Linked DNA regions of Homo sapiens: region 2 is linked to region 1. A link is a contact called in ENCODE Hi-C or POLR2A ChIA-PET data. All regions are on one chromosome and are shown on one strand. The core of a region is the stretch at or near the end of the contact, and the rest is flanking DNA. Distances in the headings are between cores, read along the strand shown. Region 1 overlaps NECTIN1 (nectin cell adhesion molecule 1). Region 2 holds the start of TRIM29 (tripartite motif containing 29).

Evidence for each region. Hi-C counts contacts between places; a loop is a spot of excess contacts on that map. ChIA-PET counts read pairs that join two places held with the same protein, here RNA polymerase II (POLR2A). Pooled maps may share reads with other maps.
Region 2: POLR2A ChIA-PET joins it to region 1 with 10 read pairs in MCF 10A. The contact joins the promoter of TRIM29 here to the enhancer-like site in region 1. A Hi-C loop is called at or near these places in 1 of 168 maps with a recorded cell type or tissue (PC-9) and 1 of 50 pooled maps. POLR2A ChIA-PET finds 5 or more read pairs at or near these places in 1 of 52 experiments (MCF 10A).

The regions. Positions count from the first base shown.
Region 1 is chr11:119,690,401-119,693,754 of GRCh38, forward strand. The region is part of intron 1 of NECTIN1 (nectin cell adhesion molecule 1); the gene reads right to left. Among named protein-coding and RNA genes, the nearest start is that of NECTIN1-AS1, 18 kb to the right of the region's middle. RefSeq lists enhancers at 1,285-2,010, 2,011-2,737. Within about 2 kb of position 1,696, at least 4 of the 41 ENCODE cell types and tissues checked have a DNase peak (open chromatin) inside an H3K27ac peak, as active enhancers do.
Region 2 is chr11:120,136,427-120,139,780 of GRCh38, forward strand. TRIM29 (tripartite motif containing 29) reads right to left here and starts at 1,687. Exons shown (of 9, transcript NM_012101.4): 1 at 802-1,687. The coding sequence starts at 1,605. It overlaps LOC105369529 (a long non-coding RNA gene), which reads left to right. Exons shown (of 3, transcript XR_948100.3): 2 at 1,921-2,011; 3 at 2,334-3,354.

The DNA.
Region 1 (3,354 bases), core at 446-2,945:
CGAGCTGGGGGGTGGCAGTCTTTATCCGATGTGCTTCAATGACCAGGGGCTGGGGCCAGAAAAAAAAGGGGATGGGAAACGGAACTAGCAAAGGCTTAAAGTTGAGTTTTCTCTTGACTTCTTCAGCTAGTGTGGCCTCAGGAGCCCCCACCAAAGGGTCTCCAGCAGCGCTGCCGGAGGTAGGCCAGGAGGGCAGGTCCCCCAGGCACCAGCAGATCAGGGCCTCAGGACTGCTGGGGTAAGAGGCAAAACCCCGGCCCTGTGTTCCCTTGGCTGATGAGAGAACCCAAACCCCACAGAGGGGAGACCAGCCCGTGCCCAGATGTTCAGGCTTATGTCTGAGTAGCATCTGGGTGGGGCCTGGGGTGGGGAGGGTCCCACATCACAGGATGCCACAGAGGTGGGGGAACTCGGGGACAGGGGCAGGGACTCTGAGTGGCCCTTCCATCACTGCAGAAGCCACTCACTTTTCACGCCGCCCCCCACCTCAACCTACCTTCCGGCTCAACTACCACCCCAACCCCGATTCTCTCCCCTGGCCAATGGTCCTGTGAAAATGGGCAGTTATCCTCCAAACATAAGCAATGGCCTTTTGTTCAACTAGTGCTGAGCCTCCCAAACTCATCCACCCTTTCTCAGGACACAGCCTGAGCTGGAATACCCCAACTCAATGTGCTTGCCCCAGTGTTAACCACCAAAAGCATTCTCCCCAACCACTCACAGAAACCCCAAGAGTAGCCCCCGCCCAGGTCTCAACATCAGTGCCAACCTAGACCACAACACAAACCCGGGTCATGACCCCAACTCTAGTGTTAACCTCTTCCTGGTTTAACCACAGAACGAAGCAAACTCCACGCATGGCCCTCAGTGCAGCAGCAGGCCTGAACTCAGCTCCTCTGGAGCTCCAGGTCTAAACCCAGCCCCAGCTTGGGGTCACCCTGGAGGGCAGGCAGCCACAGTTCACAGTTTTCTTTCCACCTGAGAGTCCCCCATCCTGAGGTGGGCGGGGAAAGTGGGATCTTCAAAAGGTTGTGACATGGGGTTTTGGGGAGAGGCCAGCTGAGCTGAAGGCTGCTCTGCGGGTGGTCTGCCTGCAGGGGGCACGGTGCTGCCCACTCTCTGCCTTGCTCTTGCCCCGCTACAGCAGGGCCTGTGGACACATCCAGGTCCCTGGGCTTTCCCTTTCCCCAGTGCCCAGAAGGCTGAAAGGGGCGGTGGGAAGGCAGAGGCTTCCTTGTTTTTCCTGGTGCTAATGTCAGCCTTGGCACTTAACTAGCAGTAGGACCTATGAACAAGTCTCATAACTTTCCCGAAACCCAGCCTTTTCACCTGTAAATGGGCCGGAGCACATCCACCTCATTTGGTTGGAGGGAGAGCTCCTGTATAAAATGACCTCCCCAGTCCCAGGAGTTTTCTGGGAGCCCTCCTGCCTGGCCTGCCCTGCTCCCAGCTCCCGGCTGTCATCCTCCCTTCCTCCCTCTTTCTCAGCAGCACTGAAATCATCACTTGGCAAAATGCTGAGGGGAGCACATCCCTCCTCTGCCGCGGCCTGTCTTCTTCCTGCCCCGCCGGGCAGGGGCATGTGGGGTGAGGGGCCTGAGAGGGAGAAGGTAGAAGCCCTGAGCCTGGCCGCATGTCCCCAGCCCCACCTGCTCCCTCCCAGCATCCCCAGTGGTGTCAGAGTTTCGAGAGTGGGGTCTTTCCCATGCTTCCCCGCCCGACCATCCCTCTGCCCAACACGAATCTATCAGGAGCCTCGCCCAGCCCCGCTTCCAGCTCAGACTTGTCGGGGTTTCAGGAGTCACTGGGTAGGGGTTGGCGTGCCAGGGCCTGCTCCGCACACTGCCTCACGGAGGAACCAGCACGTAGGCTCGGGGCTCGCGCCCAGCTGCGGATGCAGCTCAGCCTCGGTGGCCACCTGCTTCCCTTCCCTTCCCTCCTTCCATTCCCATGCTCTCTTGGCTCTGTGCAGAGGGGCCCCTGAAAGCCGAGAAGTGGCTTGTGGCAGTGATGTGTGTGTGTGTGTGTGTGGGTGGCGGGGGTGGGAAGTGGACCCCATGTTTGCCACCTGCCTCCTTTCGGCCACCCCAAGGTTGGGCCCATGCCCTTAGCAGCAGCAGAAGCTGGGGCTCAAGTGCTCCCCTCCTTCCCTCCCTGGGGGAGAAAGTACAAAAGGGTCAGGTTCCCTGCCAGGCCCCTCCCAAAGGATGGCAAGAACAGTTAACACATGTGCACTGCTGATCTGTGCCAGGCCTGGGGCTGGATATTTACATACATTAATTCACTTAATCCTTACAACACTCCAGGAGCGAGATTGTCCCCATCTTAGAGATGAGGAAACTCAGGGAGGTCAAGTCACCTGCCCACGGTCACACAGTCTGCAAGACTGATTCTGATCAGGGCAGTCTGTCTCCACAGGTGACGTTCTTCACCACACTCATAGCTCCACGGCCTCCCTCTCTCCCCTTCCTGGGGAAAAGAGCGGCCAGCACCCTCTGAACCAGACCTGGGTGAGCAGCCCCTGCCTGCTGGCAGTGCTGGCCTGAGGCTGACGATGGGGCTGCTGGGAGTGCCTTGTAGAGAGGGCAGGCACCATCCTCCCACCCCTGCCACTCCTCCTTCGTTCTGCGGGAGGCTGAGCTGACACCTCCACCTCCCCCAGGACTACAGGGGCTAGCAACCCCGGCAGCCCAGCACAAGGATATGACTGAAGACTCCAGACATGAAAAGCCCCCATTCTTCCCCTGTTCCTCTTGCCTCCTCGTCCCAGAGCTCAGAGACTTGACTTCCAGTCCAAACCCTGCCACTCTCGGGGTGTGTGTCTCTCTCTCTCTGCCCCTCAGCTCCTCCACCTGTGAAACCTGGAGGTGGCACCTGCACCCTTTGCCTCCTGGAGCTGTGGGGTGGTGAGGACCAAGTGAAAAAGGAATGCTGAGCACCTCTGAAAACTAAAGGGTGAATGACAGCTGCACGCATCAAGCACCTGTGATGTCATCCATTTACATGTAAAATCTCATTTAATCTTCACAACTACCCCGAGTGGGGAGTCCCCTCAGCCTCGGGCCAAGAGAGGAGAGTGACTGCCAAGCTCTGTCCTTTCCCAAGGCCCAGGAGTGGAAGGTGCTGTTATTCTTTTCCTCGTTTTTCACTCAGCCCCTCCCACTCTGGGCCATGACCACCATGAAGCCCAGGAAGTGGCAGCAGGTGCTCATGAAGAGTCAGCAGAGGCTCCTCACACCCCTCCCTGAGTTGGGGCACTGGGGTCCTGGGAGGCCCAGCTCAGCCTCCAAAACACGCAGGGGGCTCCAACACACCTCTAATGTTGGACGGTGAAGCCGGGCTTCCCCAGCAGAG
Region 2 (3,354 bases), core at 437-2,936, 450 kb after region 1:
TTGTAAATCAAACCATCCTAAGTCAGGGACTAGCTGTACACGTACACGCCATCCACACACAAACTCCAAACTTCCCCAACGGTGTCCGCCTGCAGGAATATGTGTGTCCACACACAACCACACACGCAAAACACAGGGCCCAGCTGGGAGAAGGATAAAGGAGGCTGTGGAGGAAGTCAAGAGACCAGCTGGGGATCAGCTAGAACAAGAAGCCACTGTACGACAATAAAAACTACAAAGACAGCAAGAAGGACCTTTCAGTGGGCCCCAAAATTCTCTCCTTCTAGTATCTTTCCTCACCCACAACCCATTCCCCAGGGGCCAGTCCGACTCAGGTTGGAGGAATTATCTCTTCTTCAAAGCAAAAAAAAAAAAAAATAAAAGAAGAAGAAGAGGAGGAAGAAGAGGAAGAGGGAGAAGGAGAAGAAGAAGAAAGAAACACCTCAGCCAGGCACAGAGCCCAGAAGTGAGGTCTATGCAGTTGGGTCATACTCTCTAACCTGACTCGAATTTATCCTATGACTTTGGTCAGGCCCTCAACCTTTTCTGAGTCTCCATCCGCTCATCTAGAAAATGTCCCTGTCTCCTGAGACCTTAGGGGATTGGGGAGCAACCTCTGATCCCCAGCTGGGATTAGGGGGGACAGGGGGCATGAGGGGAAATAAATGTTTTCTAAAAGAGCCAAGGACAGTAGAAACTTAAGCCCCAAACCCGAGGAAGCCCGAGTGGAGAAGATGAAGTTCGGAGGGGTGGGGTGAGAGAGGAGAGGCCTGGAGGGGCAGGAGGGGCCCCAGCACTTACCTCCTTCTCGGCCTTGGCCTCCTCCACTGTCACGGTGCTATGATTCTTGTGCTCCTGGAACATGCAAAGGTAGCAGATGCAGGTCTGGTCGGTCTGGCAGAAGAGCTCCATCGTCTTGCCATGCACGGGACACTTGCGGGCCTCAAAGTCCCGGATGGGCTCGAGCAGCTGGTGGTCTCGGAAGGCGGCGCCCTCCAGGTGGGGCTTGAGATGCAGCTCGCAGAAGGAGGCCTGGCACACCAGGCAGGACTTGACCGCCTTCTGCTTGTTGCCGATGCAGGAGTCGCACAGCACCTCCTCGGAGCCGGACTTGGACCGTGAAAAAAGGCCCGTGTCGGCCCGGGGGTAGCTGTTCCGCCGGGTCTCCCCGGGCTCCATGATGGACACCGTGGGCTTCCGGGACTCCGAGAAAATGGACTTGCGCAGCTCGCCCTTTTCGGCAAAGGTAACGGGTGGCTTCTTGGCAGCCCCCAGCTGGAGCCCTGCGTACGGCGACCTCTTGCCTTCCATAGAGTCCATGCTGAAGTAGTTGGAGTTCTTGTCGTCCCCGGACTCGACAAACTGGATGATGGGTCGCCGCCACTCATTGCCCGCGAACAGGGCGCTCCTACCTTCCCCTGGCTTCAGGGCGCTGCCCAGGCTCTTGCCCTCAGCTGCCTCCCCGCCGTGCCCGTTGGTGGTCTTGGCATCCTTGCCGTCAGCCTTGGTGCCATTCTCCAGGCTGCCACTGGGGCCCGACGGGCTCCGGGCATCCCTGGCTTCTGGGCTCGACCCGTTGCTCCTGGAGGCATCTGCAGCTTCCATCGCAGGGTGCTTGGCTGAGCTGTTTCAGGCTTGCTGGGGTTCAGGATAGGTGACCTTTCTGGCAGGCGTCTCGGCAGGGAGTGGGGCAGGCAACCACGAGGACTAGAGACACACCTGTGAGGAGGAGGAGGGGGAGGAGGCGGAGGAGGAGGAGGGGGAGGAGTGGAGGGGAGGAGCAACAGGCACAAGCCTGACACAGCGGCCCGGGAGAAGCAGGGAGCCCCGCAGCCAGCAGAGCAGATAATTGCACAGGAACCACGCCCTGCACATTCATCCCTAACCTGATTTTTAAAAGAAGTGTTTTTTCTCCCCCAGCTTATTTTCCACAACTCAGCAACCAGTTGGGCTGCTTCCCTCTGACGCACTTGCTTCTCATCCGGGGAGCGGGGAGTCTCCGTCTTCACAAGTGGGCAGGCTTCACTGAGCCCAGAGGCCCCTGGGGCAGAAGGTGAGGTGTCTGCAGAGGCCTACCAGACACAGGGCTGTTAACTGGGTCACACAAGCCAAATAGCCTTGTAATTTGCAGGCCTGAGTTTCAGAGGAAAGATTGTCCACCCTGGGACTGTATCGCTGCTTTTCACCTTAAGGGGGAAGGATGGGTTCCATTTGATTTGGCTACTGAGTATTGAACCCTACTTGCCAACCTCCAGGCACTTTCCTAGGTATTGCATATATTACGAGCTCATTCAGGCTTCCCTAAAACCTGTTCAATTACCCCTTTTTAACAGATGAGAAAACAGGCTTTAAGAAGATAACTCACTGGCCTAAGTCAAGTGGCCGAGCTGGGATTTGAACCCTAAGCCTTTGAGAAGCCAAAGTCCCTTCTTCAGCTGGGTGGTCATGGAGTCACCTGAATATCTCATCAGAAGATGGCTTCTGAGAGTCTGTCCTATCCCAATGGCCCCAACAAGATACATATAGACCTTAGATTATTGCTACCTGCGTGGATTCAAATGACCAAGGCACAACAATGAGGGGAATCCAAGCAATGCCAGCCCAGGTGGTTGGGTCCTCAGGGCCCAAACACTTGACTCTCACCTGTCTCCACACTTGGTCTGCTGTGTGACTCAGAAAACACCTGCCCATCCTCTCTGGGCCAGGCCACAGGCAATGCCCTCCAAAAAGAGGTCAGCAAAGTGTGAGATTCAGATAATCTCAGAAGTCACCTGTTCAAATATGACTATCATATAAATACAGACCTCAGGAAGAAAAGTGAGAAAAACAAACTTCATCCCCTTCCTCTCCGTGGCCCCTGCGGAACACCAGGACCCTTAGCTCTTGTAGGACATGCCCCCCAGCCACTTCTGGGCTCTGACCCATTGACCTGGTCCTAGGAAGCCTCCAAACCCCTAAGGAAAGGGCCGTGCCTCTCCAAGGCCAGGCTGGGCAGGGCAGAGCAGACAGTAGGTGAGGCTGGCGTGGCAGGTTCTGGGCTGTGTGGAGGGGAATGGGTTTCCCTTCCTTCCCCTCCAATCCATGTCAAGCTAGGAAGCCCCCGCCCCTTTGCCTCACCAGGCTGAGCAGCTAATCCTTTGCAAAAACAGCCCCTGGGAACAAGGGCAGAGACAAGCCCACCTCACAAAGCAGTTCACTTATGAGAGGATGTATGTGAGGTGGTGTTGGCGTGGGGAGTGCTGGCTTCATGACGGGGATTCTCCTCTTGCCTGAGGTCTCTGTCTGTGGGCCCCAAAGGAGCCCCCTCTTGTTTGAACTCACTGGTGAATTGGCTAAGAGCTTGTTGGGCCTTCT